2 separate regions of the Homo sapiens genome follow, and region 1 is linked to region 2. A link is an interaction called in ENCODE POLR2A ChIA-PET data of the cell type or tissue named here. Cell type or tissue: PC-9. All regions are shown on one strand. Each heading gives the region's core, and the rest is flanking DNA. Links, peaks and the distances in the headings are about the cores only. Region 1 overlaps FARS2 (phenylalanyl-tRNA synthetase 2, mitochondrial). Region 2 overlaps FARS2 (phenylalanyl-tRNA synthetase 2, mitochondrial).

Evidence for each region. ChIA-PET counts read pairs that join two places held together with the same protein. Peaks named below come from ENCODE experiments on the same cell type or tissue, not always from the same donor. Only the 100,000 strongest peaks of a DNase experiment are listed, where the experiment ranks them.
Region 1: POLR2A ChIA-PET joins it to region 2 with 5 read pairs; 3 of 35 experiments call an interaction of 5 or more read pairs at or near these places.

What each region holds. Positions count from the first base shown.
Region 1 is chr6:5,454,243-5,467,163 of GRCh38, forward strand. All of the region lies in intron 4 of FARS2 (phenylalanyl-tRNA synthetase 2, mitochondrial), which reads left to right. FARS2-AS1 (FARS2 antisense RNA 1) reads right to left here and starts at 3,833. Exons shown (of 2, transcript NR_125848.1): 1 at 3,652-3,833. RefSeq lists an enhancer at 2,471-3,457. In PC-9, for the core only: no CTCF peak of the experiment used is centred there; no DNase peak of the experiment used is centred there.
Region 2 is chr6:5,637,755-5,650,675 of GRCh38, forward strand. The region is part of intron 6 of FARS2 (phenylalanyl-tRNA synthetase 2, mitochondrial); the gene reads left to right. Among named protein-coding and RNA genes, the nearest start is that of FARS2-AS1, 190 kb to the left of the region's middle. RefSeq lists an enhancer at 1,249-2,112 and a silencer at 1,858-2,078. In PC-9, for the core only: no CTCF peak of the experiment used is centred there; a DNase peak (open chromatin) is centred at 6,987.

The DNA of each region.
Region 1 (12,921 bases), core at 4,564-9,563, 180 kb before region 2:
GTGAATGCTGTCAAATAATCCTTACATCCTAATTTACATTTGCTTATTTCAAACTGTTTGTACTGTTCTGAAAATATCAACACTTGTTTTTTTAAAATTTATTTATTTATTTATTTAGAGATGGAGTCTCACTCTGTCGCCCAGGCTGGAGTGCAGTGGCGTGATCTCGGCTCACTGCAACCTCCACCTCCCAGGTTCAAGCGATTCTCCTGCCTCAGCCTCCCCCCGAGTAGCTGGGATTACAGGTGCATGCTACCATGCCCGGCTAATTTTTTGTATTTTTAGTAGATATGGGGTTTCACCGTGTTAGCCAGGATGGTCTCAATCTCCTGACCTTGTGACCCACCCACCTCAGCCTCTCAAAGTGCTGGGATTGCAGGCGTGAGCCACTGAGCCTGGCCTTGTTTTTTAAGGAATAATCTTTTAACAGTTAACTCTCGGTCCCGATAATCTCCGTATAATCTTTGGATTCTCATTGCTCTGAGGGTAAAGGTCCAAATCTGTAGTGAATGTGTCCTCCAAGGCAATGCCTACTCTGCTTTGCTCTGACCAGCTCTCTGGCCATGCGGACCCGCCTTCACCGTCATTCCAGCTGAGCAAGCCTTTCGGTTCTCCCTTCCTTTGCTGGGACTGCCTGGGCACATCTGATGACCCTGTGACCCACTCCAGTAGCACCTGCATGTCTTGTTCACAGCAGGCATCACCACTGTAGTAAACCAATTGTGATTATGTCTTTATTTAATGTCATTGATTCTAGCTTCCCCTTCCCAAGACTGCAAGTGCCCTGAGGACAAGGACCTTGTTGGTCATAGACTGCTGACCCACCAGCATCTAGCACGATACCTGGCACAGAGCGGGTGGTCACGTGTACTTGTTTTTGATGTCATTGTGAGGAGATTTCCTTTTCCGGTTTTCATTCAAAACCGTCTTGGTTATTGCTTATTTGTTTCTTACCCTGCAGATGGTTACCAAGCAGCTTTTTGATTTTTAAATCTTTGCAGAAGATTCCAAAAAGCCCCTCCAAAGATGACACAAGCCTCTATTTTATTGCCTTTCAAAATATATACACTTTTATTGCCAAGGGAAAATTTTTGAAGCTTGGGTATGTGTTAGTCTCCAGGGAAGCAGCAGGGACGGCCAGATTGTGAGAGTGTTAGTGGAGTAATGTCTGATGTAGTTTACTGAGCAATTTCAAAGCAGAGTAATGGAGGTAATCTCAGAAATTCTAAGCAGCAGCGTTGTAAATGCACAGAGAGAGAGTGTTGCTTTCATTTCATTGACCTGAAATCAGCTTGTTTCCCCCATCCTACTTCTAATTTGTTTTTATTACCTTAATATCCTGTGTCATGGAGGTTCTAAACATCTTTAGAATAAAATTCTTTGGAGATCTATAAACTGCTGCTTTCTAATTTCATTGCTCTTAATTATAGGTCATTGAAAATGCAAAAAACAGAAGTAATGTAGGATAGTAGAAAGAGCTTTATACTCAGCATCGGAGGCCTGGACAATAGTTTTTTAACTAACTGATTACTGTCTGGCTGACTGTTTGCCCTAGAGGAATCCTTTGACATCTCTGAGCCTCAGTTTCTCATCTATAAAAGGAAGCTATTAGAAATGGTATTTAAGATTATTTATTATCTCAGTTTATACTCCCTCCATGCATCAAGCTTCATTTGTTCACTTAACAAACAAGGCTGGGCGCGGTAGCTTATGCCTGTAATCCCAGCACTTTGAGAGGCCAAGTCAAGCAAATTGCTTGAGCCCAGGAGTACAAGACCAGCCAGGGAAACGTGGTGAAACCCTGTCTCTCCAAAATTACAAAAATTAGCCAGGCACATTAGCGTGCATCTGTAGTCCAGCTACTTGGAGGGCTGAGGCAGGAGGATTGCTTGAGCCTGGAGGTCGAGGCTGCAGTGAGCTGTGATTGTGCCACTGCATTCCAGCCTGGGTGACAGAGCAAGACCCTGTCTCAAAAAAAAACAAAAAGCAAAAAATAAACAAATATTTATTGTATGCCTACTATGTGCCAGGTACTCTCCCAGGTGCTTGAGATACAGCAGAGTACAAACAAAGCCGTGTTCTTGTCCTCCTACAGCTTGCATTCACGCAGCATTTGAAGGGCTTACTATTTAGTCCCAATTTATGAAAGGTTCTGTGTGATTAAAGGCTGTGGCTGGAGAATATGTTGAATAAAGAGATGGGCAGGGTTGGCCAGGCACGGTGGCTCACGCCTGTAATCCCAACACTTTGGGAGGCCGAGGCAGGCGGATCACGAGGTCAGGAGTTCGAGGCCAGCCTGGCCAACATGGTGAAACCCCACCTCTACTAAAAGCACAAAAAATTAACCAGGCTTGGTGGTGCGTGCCTGTAAGCTCAGCCTCATGAGGCTGAGGCAGGAGAATTGCTTGAACCTGGGAGGCGGAGGTTGCAGTGAGCCGAGATGGCATTATTGCACTCCAGCCTGGGCAACACAGCGAGACTCCATCTCAAAAAAAAAAAAAAAAAAGAGATGGGCAGGGTCATTAGCAGGCAGGATTGAAAAGATTGGAAAGTGAGGCTCCATCTTACCTTGGCTGGTGAAAATGGCTCCCTCAGGGCATTGCTCATGACCCCCAAACCGTCCACAGAAGGAAAGGATATTCCTGTCCCTAGCCCTGTCCAGCTACCAAAACAACAGCAGGGAAAGGGAGGCCGAGGGTAGCCCACTTACCTCGCCTTGGTAAGGGTCTCCCCTGCTGTTGGATTTAGCTTCCAGTTGTGTCATTTCAAATGCCCGTGATCCTCTACTGTGTGCAAGACAAAAGTACGAATACTTGCTTGTCCAGCCAGGCCCCGAGCCACCCTCCTCCCTTTCCCCTACATATGTCCACGTCAGTGGGCAAGCTGGCAGCCCGGTGTCTCCAGCACATGGGGTGCACCCTGTCTCATCTGCAGGCCATTGTGTGTGTGTTCACAGTTCAGAAGCTGACTCACTATCTCTGCCTGCCAACATCCTCCACCACACCCACCTCCCACCCCTATGGTCAGGGGGCATGGGTATTGAATGGCAGTGCCATCAGAGCTTGCCAGCACCCTGTCACCCAATTCTCGGCCACTGGGATCAGAGATTATTTCTTCCTCCCTGAATCTCTCAGTCCCTGCTGCACCATCCACAGCTGCGGGGGAAGGGCTGGCCGACGTTTTTGATCTTGTTTTCCGTGCCTATCACAATGCCTGTCACATACCAGATCCCCTGAAATTGTTTGTTGAGCAGACTGTTATCATAATCTCCTGTGATATTTACCACATTTTACCTTTTGACATGGTTATTTGAGAATATTTTTAAACTTTCTAGGTCTGAGCTCTTTGATAGCAGGGCCTGTGTTTTATTTATTTTTTAATCTCCTAAAGCACCTGGTTCTTGGACTCCATGAATATTTAATAGCCTGAAATAAACAGAATTTAATTCCTGGATAGTTGAATTTGAGAGGTGGAAATAAACATAGGGTTTTTATTTCTGTTTCTCTCAGGGGAAACTGAGTCAAAGAAAAATAAGTAACTCACAAGCTGATGTGTCAACCAAGGCTATAAATCCAGGGAGAAATTCAGCAATAGAAGAGCATTGTAATATTAGAAAGCTTCCAGATCTCCCCACTCAGGAGTATTTCCTACCTGTAACACACAGATCCGTCGTACAAATTATGCTTTGTTTGCTGAAAAGCCTCCTGAAGCTGAATGGGTTTACTTTGGCATCAGCGGAGGCCATGATTGAGGGCGGAGATGAGACATTGGATCGCTCTTGTGTGGCTTCCGCATGGCCGTCGTGGTTCCTCTGCCCAGCCCTCTCCTGCGAGGGACTCGATCAGCTCCAGGGCGCAGCTTGTGTGTCTGCTCCCATGGCCAAGTCCCCTTGGCTCCCTTCCCCTTGGCTCTGGTTTGGCTTGACTCTGCCTTCTGCTCCTCAGGTCTGTCTAGGTTTAGTCCTGTGTAATCATTTGCAGCAAAGCCTGCCCATGACTGGAAATGCAGTCCTGGCTTGGCAGGAAAGGGGTTTGTGCAAGAGCTGGCTGTACCTGTGTCTGAAACACCTGAGGCCCTTCCAGGGCTAGGGATGCAAGAAGCCTAGGCTGGCAAAGCTGGCCTTCCTGCCAGGGCTGAGGAGCACTGGAGCCCTAGAAGGGGACTGCTGTCCAGCCCCTTGGCCAGCCAGAGCAAGGGCCACTGTAGTCAAACATGAATTCACAAATGGGAAGAGCAGGAGGTGACTCAGATCCACCTCCCCCATAACTGCTAATCATAGTGAATTATTAAGAGCATAAAATCAGGATCTTGTTTCCCACATAGAGATCAGGCCCATCAGCCCTGAGCAGTTATATAATCCACCTCATACACGTGGATAATATTGAGACTGGCACTTCCAAGCAGAAGCCTGCTAAATAAGGACATGTTTGTTGTTTCTTCTACCTCATCAAAATGTCTGTTTCTTATTCCTAAGAATGGCAGGGAGTAAAGGATTATTTATTTCCCTTGATATTTTTCATTTCAAGAATCAACATGGGCAGGTTTACAGTGTTCACAAACATGCTGGTAGCAATTTGATTGCAGGAAGAATGAAATTTTGCCAGGCAAGTGCAGATTTGTCTGTTGTGGTGAGAAGGGCCATCCATGACTGTACAAATGGTGCCATTCTACCCTGAAGATACATTTTAACAAGGATGGTGGTAGTAGTTTTTATTCTTTTGTTCTCTCAGATGCATTCCATTAAAATTAAAGCATGAAATATATTAATTTGATGAAATGGATTTGTTTCCACTTGATGTGTTGCTTTGTGAAACGTTAACATTGTCTCTTAATGTTCAACAGAACTGATGACACTGGTCCATGTGGCCAGCATGGAGGGAAACATGATTCCTCTGAGAGCAGTCTAATAATCCGTGTCTTGGACCTGCATTACTTCTAAGAAAAACAAATTAGTTTAACATATTTCTAGAAATGGAAACTCTTGGATACATCAGAAACAAATTTGAATTTAGGCAATCTAATTAACCTTTAGCTAAAAATGTTGGTATTTTCACAACTCTTTTGGACAGAGTTCGTTGTTAGTGGTTGCTTCAAACTTTTTTTCCAGATCTTTTATCTCTAAAAAGCAATTTATGATTTTTTTTTTGACCCTAGTATACTGGGATGTCTTTTCGATTTGATTTTCTTATATTATTCTGGCTCCACTTTTGTGGGAACTTCTTTCCTTTCCTCTTTTGTGCTGTTGGCTCAGTGACCCAGCCACCTTTGTGGGCGGTGGTGGAATGTGCTCCGGTTGCCTGCTGCCCATGTCGGTGTGCCCAGAGCGGGAGGGACATCATTTTGACCACAGCACTTTGGCCTTAGAATGATGCAGAGACTCCATGTCACTGCCTGTTCCTCTTGCTTTACTCTTTTTAAAAAAAGACTTCTATTCTTTCCATTAAAGTTTACTCCCTTTCTAGCTTAAGGAGTCAAATCATTCTGCAAAGTTTAGTGCCAAGCCCCAGCAGTCTCCTGTATGCCTTTCCCTTTTCCCCACCTCCCTCCACCTTCCTATTTCTTCCTCCTTAGAGGCTGCCAGTTTCAACTGTTTGACATCTGAGTCTTTGGAATCATTCTCTGTATCTCTAAGTAACATGTTCGTATTGCTGCTCCTTGATTTCTTTCCGCTTTAAATATTCTCCTTTGACCATGCAACGTGAAATATGAGGACTTAGCCATGTCTTCCCTACCCTAACACCAAACCAACCAAAAGGCAGCCTTTTCATTCATCTAACTTCTCTGCAGTTAGAGCGTGTTTTGGGATAGATCGGTGCTCTGCATTAGGTTATTTTGACTGATGCTATCCACAGGTAAAATATTTAGTAAACTGTAATTACCTTTTCTCTTTCACATAACTTTTTCTTCAGTCTTTTTTTGTCTGCTTAGTTTTCTGTATGCTTTTCAATAATGCAAACACATACTCTCTGCAAATTGCCTGAACTGACTCTCAATACATTCACATACATCGCTCTTTTTGTTTGATCTTTTGGAGATGTCTGTCCCAGAGCCTCTGACCTGCCCCTGCCTAGGCAGGCTGTTCTTTTATCGTATAGGTATACTGCTTCCTGTGTCTTCCTGTGTATTATGTTTTTCAGGCGTTCAGTTGGAGGGCCAGAAACCACACTAGCTATTTTAAACAGAAAGAGACTTAAAACAGATATTAGGTGCTTTCTAAATTATTGGAAGGGCTGGAGGAGTGGGCTTGAGACTAGGTTTCCAGCAATGCTCCAGAACCACACAGCTGCCCTGGCCTGCCAGGGGTGTTGCTTTATCTGCCACTTTGGGATGGGAGGGAGTCAGGAGGCCGCCTCTGTGACTATTCACTTCAAGAACATTCTGCTGTAGCTGCAGTCCAAGGATCAGAACCTTACATTGCAGCTACTGCCTCTTGATACCCATGAAGCTGGTGACTGACTGCTGGAGTACTTATAGAACAATCCAGTAGCCCTCTACATGCCGACCAGGAGAACGAGCCAAGCTGCAGAATGATGGCCTCCACCTTCACTTCTCAAGTCTTACTTGAGTACATCTAATTGGAGAAACCTAATTTACTCAAGGAACTCAGTTGTCAGGAAGGCCAGGAAATGTGGTGTTTAGCTTTGTGGATTCTGTAGTACAGAAAGGCAGATGGGAGTGGAAATGAATGCTGAGTGCCATTCCACCATACACACCACACCAGGGCTGTGTGTGTGTGTGTGTGTTTGTGTATGTGTGTGTGTTTATGGGCTTGTTTTGATGGACTGCAGACATTTTAAAGTCTTTTTTTTTTTTTGAGTCACGGTATCACTCTGTCATTTAAGTTGGAGTGCAGTGGCATGATCTCAGCTCACTGGAACCTTTGCCTCCCAGGCTCAAGCAGTCCTCCCACCTCAGCCTCCCGAGTAGCTGGTACTACCGGCATGCACCATCACGCCTGGCTAATTTTTTGTATTTTTAATAGAGACAAAGTTTCACTACATTGCCTAGGCTGGTCTTGAACACCGGAGCTCAGGTGATCCACCCACCTTGGCCTCCCAAAGTGCGGAGATTACAGGCATGAGCCACCACGCCTGGCCCAGATATTTTAATTTCTGATCATTTATTTGTAGCCAGTTTTTCTCCCTGGGACTTAACATTTTTTTAATAGCTTATTGAGGAAAACTTTAGGTAATTATTCAAGGATTATTTAGTAAATTTATAGAGTTTTCCAGCCACCATCACAATCAACCCCAAAAAGTTTCCTCATGCCCATGTGCAGCCAGTCCTGACTCTCTGCCAGCCCCAGGCAGCCACCTGTTCTACTTCCTTTTTTTGAGAGGGGGGTCTCACTGCTGTTGCCCAGACAGGAGTGCAGTGGTGCGATCCACTATTCTACTTTCTATAGATTTGTCTTTTCTTGACATTTTTGGTAAATGGAATCATACAATATGTAGTCTTTGGCATGTGGCTTTTTTCACTTAGCACAGTGTTTTGCGGTTCATCCTATTAGCATGTCTCAGTAGTTTGTTCTTTACTATTGTTGAATAGTATTGTACACATTTTATTTATCTATTTACCAGTCAGTGGGCGTTTAGATCCTTTACAGTTTTTGTCTGTAATGAATAAAGATGCTATAAACAGTCACATACAGGTCTTTATGTGGCCATATGATTTCATTTCTTTGGGGTAGGCACCCAGGAGTAGAATTGCTGGGTTGTATGGTAAGCTTATGATTGACTTTTAAAGAAACTGCTGAACTTTTTCTAAAGTGACCGTACATGAGCAATACATGAGGGTTCTAGTTTCTCTACATCTTCACCAACACTTTGTATTATCTGACTTTTTGAAAATAGGCATCCCAGTGAGTTTGTATCTCGTTAGTTTTACTTTACATTTTCCTCTTGAATAATCATGTTAAGCATCTTTTCATATGCTTAGTAGCCATTTGTATATATTTTCTGATTAAATACCTATTCAAATATTGCGCCCATTTTTAATTGGATTATTTGTCTTATTATTCAGTTGTAAGAGTTCTTTATATATTCTAGATATAAGATCTTTATTATATGTATGATTGCTTATATTTTCTTCTAGTCTGTGGCTTGTCTTTTTATTTTCTTAGTGGTATCTTTTGAAATTTTAAATTTTAATGAAATCTAATTCATCCATTTTTTTAATGGATTATGATTTTTGTGTTGTACCTAAGAACTATTTGACTAACCCAAGTCACATAGATTCTCCCATATATTTTCTTCTAGAAGTTTATTATTTTATCTCCTGCATTGTGCTATATTTTCCATTTTGATTTAAATTTTGTGTGTGACATAAGGAAATGTTCTAAATTCATCTTTTTGAATGTGTATATCCATTTGTTTAGAACCATTTGTTGAGAAAATTAGTCCTTCCCCATTGAATTGCCTTGGTATCTTTGTTGAAAATCTGTATATAGAACTGTGCAGTCTTGACTATTGAAGCTTTAGAATCTATTTAAAATTGGTTAGTGTTAAGTTCTCAAACTGTTCTTCTTTCAAAATTCTTTTGGCTATTCTACTGCCTTTGTATTAGAATACCAATTTTGTCAATCTCACAAAAATGTCTGTTGGAATTTTGATAGGAATTTCATCGAATCTTTAGATCATTTAGAGAAAATCGCCATCTCAATAGTATTGAGTTAGGATGGAATTTATATTTATATCAGAGCTTGGCAAACTTTTTTCTGAAAGGGCTAGGTAGTGAAGAATTATTTTTGTAAGCCCTGCAGTCTCTGCCACAGCTATTCAACTCGGCTATTGTGGTGAGAAAGTAGTGTGGACAATGGGCTGTGTTCCAGTAACTATTTACGAAAGCTGGAGGCCGGACCCTGGGCCTCTGACTTGATCATCTTTAATTCCTTTCAGCAGTGTTTTATAGTTTTTAGAGTACAAGTCTTGCACTTCTTTAATGAAATTTATTTCTAAGTATTTTATTCTTCTTAACGATATTGTGAATGGGATTGCTTTTTAAATTTCATTTTCAGATTGTTTATTCCTAGTACATATAAATATGATTGATTTTCATATGACGATCTTGTATCTTGTGGCCTTGCTAAAGTTGTTTATTAGTTCTAGAAGGCTTTCAGGAACCTTTCCTTTGTCCTTGTGCGTTCTGAAACCTCACATTGTGTACCTTGGTGTGGATCTACTTTCATCCATTGCATGGGCTGACTTTCTTGTCATCTGTAAAAAAACTAACAGTAAAATTCCTTTCTTGAGTTTAGGGCATTTGTTTTGTGGCCTCGTCTTTGTAAGGAAGGAGAAAGAGCATTGTTATGTTATTATACCTGTATTGAAACTATCATAGGAAAAATTTTCAACAATAATAGGTGTGTTAAAACTTTAATAATACAAATTATCTGTGGATTTCATTTCTTATGCCTGTGGCATAAATATATCAACAGCATTATGAGCAGATTTGTTTTCTTAAAAAAAAAAAAGTGGGATTAAAGCACATAGCACATGTCATTTTTCTGTTGCCCTGTGCATGAAAATTGCTTGGTGGATTCTGCATAGTGAGTCCCTTAACAGCATGTTTCAACCCTGCATTTCTTTCATTTTCCTTCTGGTTTACATTACTGATTTCCTCTCTCCCCTTCTCCCAGTAATAGCCAGCTGGGAAAGGCCTTGTTAAAGTGAAGGAATGGAAGAGTCTTTAGTAAGGTAATGTAGTCGTGCTAATAACTTCAGGCACAGCAGGTTTCATAAGGGGTTGTTCTAGTGTCGGGATTCATGGCAGGTGCTGTGGAGTAAACCACGATTCAACCTCTGGACTTAAGTATGTACATTTGGTTGCACTTCTCCATCTTATTTTTTTATTAACCAGTTTATTCATTTCTAAGCAGCATTTATTGAACACCTGCTGTGTGCTGTTTCCTAGAAATGCAAAGGAAAGTTAGTCCCTGTTAAGGGGCCAGCATTACATTTTGGATAGACAGAAATAGTTTCTTATGTTGCCACCCAGCTGAGCTTGAGGAACAGGCTGCGACTCGGCAGAGCAGCTGGTTTGATCAGCAGCTGGTTCCACCATATGTGCAGGCTTCACACTCCCACAATGGACAGTCCTGACCTGGACTGGCCCTCAGGCCAGTGTCCTCCAAGTCCATCAGAGCATTCTGGGTGGAGTCATTGGGAATCTTGGGCTGTCTTCTAGCTTATTCCAGGTCTTCCTCACTATTGGGGATATGTTAGGGGAGAAAGAGCTGCTGCCCGAGTCAGGCCTTGCTGAACCTATAAGATTGCTTTGTCACTTTTTCCCTTCTCTGTTTCGAATGCTCTCCTTACCTTTACTCAATTGCCAGGAATGAGAACATTCCTTAGTAGTGTTTAGGTTTTCCTCAACCTATTAGATACCTATTTTCCTCTTTCATTTATAAGCTCGTATAGTACTGGGACCACATACAGTATTTTCCTATAACTGTGAAATCAGCAGCAGACCAGCATTCCGTACATTTTTATAATACATGAAAATTTTTCAAACCACAAACCAGAGAAAAGTATCTCTTACAGGGTTAAAGAAAGAAAGAAAGAAAGAAATTGGCCTCCTTGGAGAGGTCAACAATTTATTAATGAAATCACATCTTAACATGAAAATAACAAAATGAACATCTTTCTACAAAGAGGATGAATTATCTTTTTCAGTGTCCTTGAAGAGAACAACTAGAGGAGTCGTGCGGGCTGCAGCATGGGGGCCTTAGATAAGATATAAGGAAGACCCTCTAGCTGGTGGAGAGTGCGGAAGCTTGAACTGAGTTATGAAGAGTATGTTAGAGTTTTGAAATTTACTGAGTAGATTTTCATTTCTTGGAGGCATTTTAAATACAGTCCTCTTGAAAGGAATAGATATGTGGAACATCCTTGGAAAAGTCCATTTTAATCTCAAGTACTAGTCAAATCTATTTAAAAGCAAAAAGAGGAGAAAAAAATCTGCTTTTAATAGTTAATTTTTGTGTAGTTGTATTAGGATGCAAACTGAACTTGTGCTCTTCATCTTCAGCAACTGTCTGTTAAGCCTACATCATTTGAAAAAGTAAAAACAGAATTCTGAGAGCACGGTTAGCAAGGTGGTTGGTTGGTGATGTGCATACTTTTTATTTGTTTCTTCATTTTATGTTAATACTAGTTTAAAGTTAACTTAGTCCGGGCACTATACTAGTCTTACTTGCGTATTATAATTTACTTGCTATTTTGCTCATTGGCTTCTAACTAAAACTAGACCAGCTCAGCACCTTGCTTCAGACTATATCTCCAATCGATTTTCTGTTCTGACTTTTTAAAGACCCCCTGGTCTTTCCATTTATCTGTTTCATCCCCATTAACACTGATGGACACACCTCTAATTCTCAACCCAGTGTTACCTTCTATAGCCATGTCTCTCTAAGTACTCCTGTGAAAACCAGTCCTATAACCTTTGGTATTTGTCAGAAATTATTTGATAAGCACTAGGAGATATCTTTTTTTCTTTCAATAAATGGAGGCATTAAAAGTCCATTCATTGGAAGTTTTTTTTTTAATGTAAGCATCATTAGCTTTTTTTATTTATTTAATTTGAACTTATATAACATAAAGACCTCTTCATAGCCATACTTTTTTTGAAAAAAAGAATTTTTTTTCAAAAATAGTTTATCAACCTCTGTCTGGATTCTTCCCATGTCTATAATGCTTCCACTGTAGGAGAATCAATTTTATCCTTATTTTTAACATACCTCAATAACTCTGTGGTGTGTGGCCCTTAGCAGGACAGACCTGCCTCTTTTTTCTGATCTTTGCAGACTTCTGAAGCTCATTTCTTACACACAACACCTGTGTAGTTCTTTCTTTTCAACGGCGATGGGTAATGCGTAGCTCTCTGAATGCTCCTTCTCTCTTTGCCTTGGTAACTTTACACATGCCACTCCTGGCTGTAGTGCCTTCCCCATTCCCTTAATTTCTACTCATCCTTGAAGATTTAATTTGCTTCTCATCTGCAAAGTCTTCACAGATCCTGCCTCTGCCCCTCCTTTTCCATTCCTATCCCCAACTCCAGGCCAACATGAAACCTTTATTTGTATTTCTGAAATGCTCTGTGTACCTCTCTCCGGTGCCATTGTCATGCCTGTGTCATTTCTTGGTCTCCTTCCTGTTGCCCCCACTAGATGCTGAGCTCCTTAAAGGCAAGAGCCATGTCTTAGTCAGCTCTATATTCCCAGGCTTAGCTCTGAAAACATAATAAATGTTTAGTGGAAGAAGATAAGGAAATATGTTGTATACCTCATTGGAAGTTTTGTTTGTTTGTTATTCCCTAGGCTTGTTTCAGTTTCACATCAACCCAGAGGATATGAGACTTCATAATGGTCCTGATGGCACCCAGCCATCCACTGAGAGCTCATTCTCAGGCATGCTGGCAAAGTGACTCAGTGATTTTCAAACCTGGGGAGCTGGATAAAAATGCCTGTTTCCTTCCAGAGAGTCGAATGCAAGGCTGTGTGTGGTGCCTGGGATCTGTAGACTGAAGCAGCACCCCTGGTGATTCTGGTGCAGGAAGTTGTTACCCACCTCTGAGAAGCACTGAGTTGGGAATGGAGCCCATTTGGAGTCAGCAGCCCATGCTGGCTCTTCTATGGATTCCTTGAACCCATGAGCACATGGGCACCTCGGCCTTATGCTGCAGTGACTTCTCTCTTTACTAGCACAGCCTGTGCAGGAATGATAAGAGGCACATATTCTTCAGTTCGTGCAACAGATGTCCTCCTGAGACATTGAATACAAATTAAAGTTTTATAGATGGACCATGGGATACCAGCAGTGAATTATTCTGTAAGTTGAATAGTCACTTCCCGATTTATTGGTTGTTGAGCCCTCCATTTTTAAGAATTAGTTTGTTTAAATTAGATTAAATGTTTCTATCTGT
Region 2 (12,921 bases), core at 4,758-9,757:
CTCTTGTTGGCTGGTAGATGGTGTCTTCTCCCTGTATCCTCACATGATCCCCGCTCCGTATGTGTCTGTGTCCTCCACTTCTTATCAGGACACAAATCAGATTGGATTAGGCCACCCTAATGACCTCTTATCTCTTTAGATACCCTATCTGTCTCTCAATACAGCCACATTTGAGATACTGGCAGTTAGGACTGCAACATACGAATTTTGGGAGGACACAGTTCAACCCATAACAGATGCCTCCAGGGATTTTTATGGATAGCCATAAATTTCAGTCCATCTGACGTCCAAGGTGGGTGATGAAAGCCAGGAGAGCCCTTTTGGAACAGCGACTTCTGCCTGGGGATGCTGTGCCTTATACTGCAAGATGGTGCTGTCCAGTCACTCTCTGATCCTATATTCTAATACAGTACTTTTAAACAATGATATGCTTGGCTCTGCTAAGTTACAATGAAAAGAGCTACTACAGGTACTGGAGGCTTGCAGAGAGAATATACAAGCTGTTAGGGGAGACTTAAAACCATCCCGGGCCGGGCGCAGTGGCTCACGCCTGTCATCCCAGCACTTTGGGAGGCCGAGGCGGGTGGATCACCTGAGGTCAGGAGTTCCAGACCAATGTGGCCACCTTGGTGAAACCCCATCTCTACTAAAAATACAAAAATTAGCCGGATGTGGTGGCACGTGCCTGTAGTCCCAGCTACTTGGGAAGCTGAGGCAGGAGAATCGCTTGAACCCGGGAGGCAGAGGCTGCAGTGAGCCAAGATCGTGCCACTGCACTCCAGCCTGCCTGACAGAGCGAGACTCTGTCTCAAAAAACAAAAAAGAAAAAACAAAAACCATCCCAGTCTTCTCAGAGCAGGCCTCACTGAAAACTGAGGACTCTCAGGAGAGGCTGCCTTGCTAGCATTCCAGGAAGCCTGTTCCCATCCCCCCGGCTGTGGCTCAACCGCTGTGGGGTCTGGGCACTTGACGGGGCCTCCCTCAGTGGACCCTGCTGCTCCTGACGACTGTCTGTGGCATGTTCAGTTTCCTCGCGCGAGAGAATCTGATTGGTCCATAGAGCCACCACCAGGATAGGGGCCTCCACTGGGCAGAGCTCAGGCCACTCACAGCTGAATGCCTGGCACCCAGCCCTGGTGATGAGGTCCAAGCACAGACTTGTACAGGGGCCTTGGAGGTGGCAGGCACTCTAAAGCTGCTCATAGCAGCACTCATAACTGACTAGCAACTTGTATAGCCTGTCAACTACAAGATGAAGTCTCTGTCTTAAAGATATTTCTCTAAAATGCATGTACGGTGAAATTGATTGATGTAGTAGAAAGAGACCTGTGTTCTGACCCCAGCTTCTCTCTCATCTGGACAAGTTACTTAGCCTCTCTGAGCCACTGATGTAATAACCCTACCTTAAAAGCAGTATTATAAGTCTAAAATGAGTTGAAGTGCTTAAACGTACATCCACATATTTCAAAGCAAGGTACTGGATTTTTCATTTTGACATGTGTTTCTTCAGCCTTTCGGTGGCCAGCATATTCCCAGTGCCAGGGCCCAGTCTCTCTGCCTTTGCATTTCAAGTCCCATCATGGGAGTTACCACTTAACCAGAAGCCATATTGTTCTCAGTGATTATTTGAAATTTGCATATGAAATGTTACCATGTTTACACCCTGTACTTAAAAGAACTCCTAAAGATAGGCACTCATCTGGGAATCATGACAGATATCTTCAGGATACCTTTGGGGATTTTCAAGAATGAGAAGTAGATTTCTCTTGCTTAAGTAGAGGGGTGTGTTTCCATGGGGTCCTTTGCATAAATGCCCTATGGGAAACTCTGGTGCCTGGGAAAGGCCATATTCTGTTGTAAACTGGGGAATCAGACCTACCTTCCTCTCTTCTTCTATCCACATTTGTTCTTTATTTGCAAATGAGTCAGCTAAGAACAGTGCCAAGCGAGGCTCTTGAGTGTAAGCGCTTGAAAAGTGTCCTATTGTACTTACAACACTTCGTTGATGACCAGTGGCTGCTTACCACTGAAGATGGGGTCAGTGCCTCTGTGCTGGGGTCCCTGTTGCTGCCTGTCACATCCTGGGCATTGGCTGGAACCCAGAGGTCTTTGAAGAGTGACCTGCTTTATTCCACTCACTTCAGAGCATTAGTGCCCCAAGTGGGTCCCCTGCTTTTCCTCAGTGGTCTCTTTAGTAAATTCTCAGCTCATCTGGTGGGTTTCGGAAAAACGTTTTTTTAACATCGGGATCCATTTTGCCATATCTGTTCCGTTATTGCACTGAGCTTGTAAAAGTTGTATTCCCAAGATAATGTTTAACTTTTGGGGGAGTGTGTGTGTTTCAAGTCCCTTTTTCCTTTAATCATTTGAGGGAACTTTTGTCAGGTGTGTGTGTGTGTGTGTGTGTGTGTACCTGAGAAAACGCGCACACATGCCTGGATGCACACGTGTACACACGTACTTGCACATGCCATTGAGTGCCCATTCTGTATGAGGTCCCGTATTATGTACTGGTACTGTGGGAGGACCAAGGCTCAGAGCGTCTGACTTACGGGTTTAAGGTCTCACGGCCATTAAGCAGTCATGGCAGGATTAAAGGAGATGCAGCAGATCTGAATTGGCTTCATATCACGGCAAACACGGAAGCTAAATCTGCGAGTTGGCCACTCCCAGCCCGAGCTTCCCCCGAGTTGGAGCACCTAAATGTTACTCCTTCTAGGTCCCTATAACAGACTGGAGGCCTGGTTTGCTCACATAGTTACTGAGGAAGAAAAAGAAACATTTTGTCTGAGGAACGTGAGCTACCTCTAAATTATCAGGCCCAGAGAGGCATGGGATTGAGGCAGCGGCCACATCCCACTGCCCTTTTGAGCTAATTAATCATCTCTCGAAGCCGCCTGCTATGCGGCCTCTAGGCCGACTTGTCACAAGTAGCCACAAATTAACCTAACAATACTGCACACCAGACACCTGACCCATACCACATAGTTCAACTGCATATAGCCAATCACTAATCAATGCTATTTCTGTAAACTAATGAGAATTCCTGACAAACACCTTTCTGACACCCCACTCCTTGTCCCTTTTCTTGGCTTTTAAATCCTGCTTGTAACAAGGGTCAAATGGAATTCATATCCAAGGTTACTTGTGTCTGAGTCTTCTAAGAAGCTCTTATCTTGGCCCTAATCAACTCCCCTCTTATTGATTTTGCCTCAGTTTCTCCCTTTAGGTTGACATGGCTATGCTAATGGCAAAGCTTTCCTGACAAAGCCTCCCAGTGCAGGCTGGAGAGGAGGCCAGCTTGTCATCCTCTGGGGAAGAGGAGTACTGTGAGAATAGCAAACAGTTGTTCTGCAACATTGTCTTTATTTTCAGAACACCCTTCACTTCCCTGGGTGTGTTTCTTGCTCACAGTGGTATGCCATCACAGGGCCACTGAGAGGCAAGGGCACCAACTGATTCAGTTCACCAGGCATTTCTGGTGAACCTGCACTCTGTAAACTGCACTATCCGTTTCACGTGTCCCCAGTTTATTTTATTTTATTTTATTTTATTTTTTTGAGACATAGTCTTACTCTTTCACCGAGGCTGGAGTGCAGTGGCATGATCTTGGCTCACTGCAACCTCCACCCCCTGGGTTCAAGTGATTCTTCTGCCTCAGCCGCCCATGTAGCTGGGATTACAGGTGCCCACCACCACGCCCAGCTAATGTTTGTATTTTTAGTAGAGACAGGGTTTTGCCATGTTGGCCAGGCTGGTCTCAAACCCCTGACCTCAGGGGATCTGCCCACCTCGCCTTCACAAAGTGCTAGGATTACAGGCGTGAGCCATTGTGCCCAGCCTCACATGTCCACAGTTCTAAGGAAAGCACCTAGGCTGCATTCACTGGATGCCAAGGGCAGGTAATGAAACTCAGGATTGATGTCAGCCCTTTGAGCTAATATAGAAGATGTTTGCATACCCCAAATTGTTATTGATAAGTTACCATACATACCAAGAGCAGGATATCAAAGATAACCATGTATCAAAGATCTCATACACCGAGGCCTCTGGGCAAACACCTCTAAGATGCTTCTCAAGGCTACTTCTTTAGAAAAGCTTTCATGATGCCCCTGTTCTCCACGGTCATCATCCTTGGTGGTCACCGTACCTACATGTAGGTCCATCGGAAAGCTGCTGTTTGACACTTACTGACTTTATGTCCCTCTCACTAGACTGTTAACTCCTTGAGGGTAGGAAATCTGTTGATGTTATCCTTGGTACTTACCATAATGCTTGCACAATTAGAATATTCACTGAATGAATAAGATCTCCTTAGCCAAGGACTCACACTAATACTACATAGGTGCATACATACATATATGTATGTGTATATTTGTGTGTGTCTGTATGTGTGTGTGTATGTCTGTATGTGTGTATTATAACACATGCATATGTGTATATGTATCTGCATACACAATACATATTTTAGACGCATGTAGCTTATCATTTTGGGAGGAATAGGTTTATTTCTCTAGGGCACTATAAAGGTAGAGTGATAGACTTAAGCTTGAGCTACATTGATCCAGGACAATCCATGGGAAGTGCTCTTCTGAGCACTGTAAATCCCCAATAGGACTTTTTTGTTAAGTTTCTTGTCTAAGCTTTCTGATTGCTTGGATTAAGGACTAATGATACCTTATGCCAAGGTAAAAATGTTACTAAAAAAAAATTGTAATTTTAAAACCTTTTGGAATGTCTTGAGTTATTCTTTCTCCATCTAAAGCAGTCATTGAGACTTGACATCAGAGCATGCCCTGTCTTCCCTCTTGCATATGGAATCTAACCCAGCATCTCAGGAAGAAGAATGGAAGATGATTTTTTAAATGTCAAAAAAAAAAATTGAACTTCCTCCTGTGCTTTTCACCTCAGCTTCTGCTGCAGACCTTAGATGCCTGCTTTCCAGTATTCGATAAGAGAATGATGTATACAGCTGTAAACAACTTCAAAGAAGGACACACTTGAAATGCCTTGTGTGCTGTAGTTGCTCGTTATTTTGAGTTCAGTCCACTCTTAGGGCAGGCACAGAAAGACAGGACCTGTAAGTAAACTCGCTGGATTCATCAAATCTCCACAGACCATTTGATGTCTTCGAAGAGCCCACTGGATCCTGATACCCCAGTCCCCTGCAGCCTTGAAGCGTGTTCACGCTGGCTGTGGTTGGGTCTGGCCCTGCAATGCAGGACATCTGGACGTGAACACAGCCTCTTCCCAGAGAGATGAGCTTAAAGAGAACGACATTATGGGTTCAGAGCATGAGTTTCAGGAAAAAGCTTGATTAGTAATTTATTTTAAAGAAATATTTACTTACGATTACTTAAAGAAATAAATAGCTTCATTCTAAAAAAATTCCTGTCTCCCTTAGGATCTGTCTTCACACGCACAAATTTTCTTTCAGGAGGAGGGAGCAAATGTACGTGGGTGAGGCAAAGAACTGAAATAATAATCCACCTTTGATCAAAACTCCTTGTTATAGTGTTCCCTGTGAAAACGATTTCTAATCAATGAGCGCTGCCACAGCACACTGAGGAGTAATTACCTTACACGTGCTTCACTCTGAGCTGTGATTAGAAACAAGATGTGGGCTCAGAAGGGCAGACGACGAATATAAGGAGAAAAACCTCAGATAGGAGCCAAAACGTGCAGGCTGTGAGATACTGAATAAGCATGGAGGTCTGCTCCAGGGAGTGATGCCGACATTCGTTCATTCACTCGGTAAACATTTCCTCACTGTGTTGGGCATCAGTGGTGGTATTAGCAGCCACGTTAAGGTAACTTATCACATGCTACCCTTATATACAAAGATAAGGCAACTGGCTGGCTCTCACTGAAGTATGAGGTTGACTTCAGAGGTGCTCTGTACTGGAGGGGGGTTTGGGTTGCTAAGACTACACCTTCTGACCAGACTTCCCAGTGGTTTGGAGCCAATTTCCAAGGGTAAACTGCTTGATCCACAGTCTACCAGCCTGAGCATTCATTGTACCTGGGCTTCATGAGACACTAGGGCCTGGAAAAGGGAAAGAAAGACTTGGAATAATTCTACCTAGAAGAAAAACTCGAGGAGGGGCTAGGGTCAAGTGTGTGGCAGACTTATTGAGAAGGTGAAGGCCATTTGGTCTCTGTAGAGAAGCTAGAAGAGGCTTTTGGCCTGACAGTGCTTGCTGGGGCATTTACTGTACCCACGAGAAAGAGTTTCCAAACTCTGATAAATGTTGGATGCAGATGTAATGAACACTCTTGCCCACTGAGAAACAGACATGCTTGTTGTGATGGCCCTGCGCTTCTGGGGGTGTCTTCATTTGTCATTAAGACAGCAGATACTGCCACAGCACCATCACCACCTAGCCATAGCGCAGCCATCCTTGGCAGTTTCCTTCCCTTCTTGGAGAGGTGCCAGTCATGTTTGTTGTTTCTTTTTTCTTTTGCTTTTTTTTTCTTTTTTTGAGACAGGGTCTCACTCTGTCACCCAGGCTGGGTGCTGCAGTCACAGCTCACTGCAGCTCAAGCTCCCTGGGCTCAAGTCATCCTCCCATGTCAGCCTCCCAAGTAGCTGAGACTACAGGTGCGCACCACCACGCCTGGCTATTTTTTCTTTTGCATTTTGTAGTAATGGAGTTTCACCATGTTGCTCAGACTGGTCTTGAACTGAGCTCAAGCAATCTGCCCACCTTGGCCTCCCAAAGTGCTGGGATTACAAGAGTCAGCCACCGTGCCTGGCCTGTTGTTTCCTTTTAACCCTTGTTTTCAGACAGCTGCAAGAATGCCAGCAGATCTACTCTCATGACCTTAAAAACATACTCAGCATCTTTAGCCCACCTTGGCCACCCAAAGTGCTGGATTACAGGCGTGAGTCACCTCGAAAACATTCTTGTTAGGTGATGTGCCCCAGAGGAAAGCTTGGACATTCTGAAGTTTGACCTACCTGTTCTAAACTATCATTGGCTGCTTACTTATTGTGCCATGTTCCTAAGGCTCAGCCTGCATTCCTACCCCTAGTAGGTAATGATCCAGTTTTTAAAATTCTTACCCTCTCCAAAAGGATTGAGAGAAACTAGAATGAGTGGCAGGCTTATTAGAGCAGTTGTTCTCTGGATACGTTTACAAATGGGAATAGCTGCACACTCAGGATCATTGAAGACTCACCTAAACATAACCTAGAAAAGAGACTGAACAAACTCTCAGAGCCGACTCAGCACTTATGATTCTGAAGAAGTGATATGCAGGCACAGAATAGTACCTTATTAAACATCTTTGTGTGAAAGGCCAGCTAACCAACTTGGATGAGAATATTCTCCCCACCTTCAAGGGTGCTTAAGTTTTTATTGGGTTACTTCTGCAAAGCTTCTACCCATCAGTAAATATTAGCCACCTTGGAAACAGTACACAGAATGACAGTCATTCTCCCTCTGGTGTAAAATTAGGCACTGGACAAGAGTGCATTTACCTGCTTGCAGGCAGAATTAAAACAGCCAGAATGTGCTTTAAGTGTCTAAGGAAAAATTTGGCCAAGGCTCTGGGCCAGTGCGTCTGTTGTTATTTTAGATTTATTCAATTAGAGTCACAAGCAAAGTAAATTGAGCTGTGTGGTTGATTTGAATATTACCTTGGAAGACAGTGTAAAGAGATTAACAAACCCTAAGGGATGAGGGACGAGTGCCAAGCTCCTCCTCTGTCCCCACACACAGTCGGGCCAGGTTTCACAGATTCATTTAGGAATGACGAAAATGCATGCAGAAGAGCAGATGTGCCTTTTGTTCAGGGCCACGTAGCCATTTTCCCGCTTCTCCATCCTCTGAAACTTCCTCTGTGTGCATGAACTGCTGCAAAAATGAAGCTGGTGCATGTGGAGGCTGTCAGATTTAAGAAGGTGGCCTGCCCTGAGAACTGGGGGAGCTTGGGTCCAGTCGAATCCTGCTTTTGTCTTGGCAAATGTATTGTCTGGCACAGCCGGCTGCATTCAGTTGACGTGGTGCTTTGACAGATTGGCATGGGTGAAATATTAAAAGTAATTGCACGGGCCTCATATGTTTTCAGAGGCTATAGGATAAATAAGCCATGCATTTCAACAAAGAACCTTTTCAGTGTTACCATTTTTAGTGCCATGTGGCAATTGGTTGTCTCACACTCCCTTCAAAGAGTGAGGCATTTTTACATGTTTTTTACTTAGTTTAACGGAGGTAGGGACTAGAATGATGCCAGGAAGCCATCCTGTTTTTAGGACTGAAGGGGCATTTTTCTGTGTAAGTCTCGTATGGTTTGGTGGAGTGAGATAAGGATGAGTTTTCTTAGAATAAGAAGCTAGAACTGACATGACAGAGAGGGAGCAGCAGGGAGATAAGAGAGGGAGCAGCAGGGAGATACAGGGTAAAAATGGTGAGATTTGCTTGAGGTCACCGTGTGTCCTTAATTAAGACTTTAATGACATTGTTACTCCCATGGCCTCTCACTGTTTTCCGAGTATATCTAATGCTGCTCTAATATCCAGGCTATAATATTGCAGTGAGAATTAGATTAGAGAAGATTATATGCAGGCTGTAGTGGTTCTGACGAACGAGCTGTGGTGTGACCTTCGACAGGTCACTCAGCTTCTGTGAACCTGCTTCCTACCTGTGCAGTGAGGGCAGTGGGCTCACACAGTCTCATGGTCCACTCCAGCATTGCCGGTCTGTGGTCTATGCGTGATGGCCTTGGATTTCACGGCTCCTCTACTCTTGAAAAGAGGAGGGGTTTTTAAAAGAATGCCTAGTAGGGTGTGGATTATGAATCTGTTCGCTATAACTACAGTTGGACTTTGGTATCCATAGGGGATTGGTTTCAGGACCCCCAGCAGATACCAAAATCCAGGGATGCTCAAGTCCCTGATATAAAATGGCATAGTATTTGCATATAACCTACACATATCCTCCTGTATACTTTAAGTCATCTCGGGATTATTTATAATACCTAATACAATGTAAATTCTATGTAAATAGTTATTATACTGTATTGTTTAGGGAATAATGTCAAGAAAAAGTCTGTACATGTTTAGTATGGACCAAACCATCTTTTTCTTTTTTCAAATATTTTTGATCCACAGTTGGTTGAATCCATGGATATGGAACCCATGGATATGGAGGACCAACTATATTTTGCTTTTCCTAGCTCCTTGTAAAGATTTTCATCAGAGAATATCTAGTAAGGTGAGATGAACCCCCTCCATGTCCCCTTTGCTTATTATCAGCTGTGACAAGCTCCTAGTTGAAGGCATAGGAGCAGGAGAATGAAAACAATGGCCCAAATGTATTTTTGGTTTTGTTTTTTGTTGTGTTCCTCACCAACGGTAAAGGTAGAATTGTCTGCTATTGCTTACTACTCTTTTGTCAGGGAGGGTCTTCACCTTCATCCCATCTCAAGTAGTGAGTCTGATTCTAGGCCTATCTGCCTTTTCCTGCTTCCTTCCACCTTCCCGCCTCTCTTCCTGGGGGAACCAATGTCTTCTTCATCTCTGTTCCCTTAGTGTAGTTTGGCACATACCAGATAATCAGAATATGTTTGTTGACTGCATTGGTCCAAAGATTAGGGCTGAGAAGGTGAGAAGGAAGACATGGAACTAAAACTAGAATTTAACATAATCAGCCATGTCCTCAAAATAAAATGGAAACTAACACGAGCTAGGAAAGGTAGAGCATGTTCACTTTTACCAGCCTGGGCCTGGAAGGCACATTTCCTGCCTAAATATTGATTAGAGTTATCTAAAAAGTTTTGACAACTGATTGATCACTTAGGATTTCTGTATCAAAATGGAAGATAGATGACTTATTCTGTCAAACTCACCCAAATCACTGCCTTCTTCATTCAGAGGTAAGAGAAGCTTGTGTTTTATATGTCAAGCACCACACCTTGAAATCAACAGAGCAAAACAGGTTCAAAATAAAACGTGGTGATGGGGAAAGGACTAACAAAGACAGGTTAAATGCAAACACATGCTTTAACTTGCACAGAATCATCAGTGCATGATACCACATACCCAGTGACCCAAACCGCTTTCTAAATCCTCCTCCTTTTTTCATCTCCTGTAATTAGCACGTAACCCAATGGTTAAGGGTATGGAATCTGGAGCCACATCACCGTGGTTTGAATCACAGCTCGGTATTCACTCACCATTATTTTCATTTCTCTGTCCTTCACTTTCCTGATCTGTAGAATGGAAGTAATAATATTTTCTACTGCATTCAGGTTCTTGTGAGAATTAAATAAATTAATATACATGAAGTGCCAGGCACACTGCCTTCTGGACTCAATGACAGTTAAGTTTCTCACTGTAAATCAATATACTTTTGTTTGGTTTGTGCATAGTCCACAAGACCTAAGATAATTCCGGAGAATTTCCCTTCAGTGAAGTCACCTACTCCAAATGGGAGTACATTCCTCAAGTTAAACACAGTAGCCTCATGTCCTTTAGCAGCCAGCCGGCCTCCTTTGCCCATTTGCCAACATCAGCACCTTTTCAAACTTCAGAAACAGGGCTGGCGTCTTACGTGGAGCCCTCAGTCTCTGCTGTCACTTACTGGCAAGAATACAGGGTCCCCCCAGATCTCCATGTCGTCTGTGACCCCATCAACTCCCCTTGGTCAGCTTGTTTCTCTCCCTACCTGGGATGCTGCATGTCAGGGTTCTCTGCATCCTGAGTGGGACCCAAAGGGGGCCTCCCTCTCCCTGCACTGGGGATCCATTCCCTGTAGGGTGAAGGGAGGAAACCAGGGTGTTTGGACCCAGGGTCTCTAGGTGAGGGTCCTTCCTGGGTTCCTATTTCATGAGCCTCAGAGCTCCTTCACTTCCTTCTGATGCTTTCTTTTTTTCCCCTTTATTCTCTCCTCTTTTCTTTCTCTCTTTCCATCTACCCTTCATAGGATTCAAATCCAAAGGCTAGATTTTTGGGTTACCCAACTCTCTTTATTTGAAGTATGTAATTCAATTCCACTACTATTTTTATAGTAATTTTTAGTTATATAAAAATATTACGTATTAGCACATTTGGTGCCCCTCTCCCCTCACTGGCAAACACCTTTTGTGGGAAGAAGGATTTTGTCTCCATTGTGCATGCTCCATCCCCAGGGCCCAGACAATGCCTGGCACTTAGTAGGCGCTCAGTAAATAGTTGTTGAATGAATGAATACAGTATAAAACAACATTGTCCTGTAATTTATAATGTCTGTGGGTCAATAGTTAAGGTTGGGATTTAGGAGCTCCTCATTATTCTATTTTGACAGACTTACTACAAAATGTCTTTTCAAAGTCACCAAAGCTCACCATGCTGCAATTTGTTAGAGGGTTAATTTTTAAAATTATAATGGTGCTTGGTAAATCTCCTTGAATTAATGAGTCTTGCAGAATTATGGCTGATGTGAAAAGGTATATAGTTAGCATCTGTTTGTTCTGTGCATATATCTCTCTTCCATGCTGTACATATATTTTAAGGAACATTTCTTTGGGTGCTGTGTTTTTTTCTATTTATGTCTTCACCATAAAAATATAAATAGATCATTTATCTCCGGTATCCTTAAAGTAGCTTGCATCACTTCACTCTTTTAAACTTTTACATAACCAAAGTTTCTGTCCCCAGTACACATTGTTTGGAAGATTTGAGTGGTTGGGGGCAACCCTGGAACCCTGAGGCAAGCTTCTGGTGACCCTTGAGGTTTACATGCAGGGCCAGGAGCTGAGGGTGCAGGCTGCTGGGGGCTTCATTCCCAGGAACACCGTGAAGGATACTGTGGTGTTCGCCCTACCTGGCACCAGACCAGATATTATACTTAATGCTTAATATACGATATCTCATTTAAACTGATGGCAACTCAATAAAGTGAATACTGCAGCTATTACCATTTTATAGATGAGAAAACCAAGGCTTAGAGAACTGAGTAACTTGTCCTCAGTCCACACAAGTAGGTAAGTGGCAAAGCTGGGATTGAACCCCCAGTCCATGTGATTCTAGAGCCCGTACTCTTATCCGCTAGGCTGTGTAGGATAGACTGATGGGGACCCACAGGCCAAGTTTGGCAGATGTGGTCTAGGGTTGCTCATGAGTTGAAAGCAGTAATTGTTGGTGAGTGAGGCCTAAAAATATCCTTCTCATTGCCTTTTTGATAAAAAGACCCCAGACTTTTTCTGAGAAGGGGCTTCTTAGATTTCCTACAGGTACTTTGATCATTGGGAAAGGTTCAGGTGACAATCGTATTATAGGGCAAGCAAGGGAAAGGGCCCCACTGCCGGACCCATTTTCTTTCCTGTTAGGAAACCTTTCTAACTAAGGTCAGAGGACCGAGCCTGGGGTTTTAAAAGAATTCACGGAGCAAAAGTGCAGGGGCATTCAGGAGGGGGACATGGAATGTGGCACGGTACCAGCAGTAGGCCGAGAGATGTCACCTGAATCTTCAAGGTCTAATGGTAGTTATCCTGGTACCGATGTCAAAGTGGGCCACATTTCTTTTTTTTTTTTTTTTTTTTGAGACAGAGTCTCAAAAGCACCCAAAGAAATGTTCCTTAAAATATATGTACATCATGGAAGAGAGATATATGCACAGAACAAACAGATGCTAACTATATACCTTTTCACATCAGCCATAATTCTGCAAGGCTCATTAATTCAAGGAGATTTACCAAGCACCATTATAATTTAAAAAATTAACCCTCTAACAAATTGCGGCATGGTGAGCTTTGGTGACTTTGTAAAGACATTTTGTAGTAACTTTGTCTGGAGTGCAGAGGTGCGATCTCAGCTCACTGCAAGCTCCCCCTCCTGGGTTCACGCCATTCTCCTGACTCAGCCTCCCGAGTAGCTGGGACTACAGGCACCCGCCACCACGCCCGGCCAATTTTTGTATTTTTAGTAGATGGGGTTTC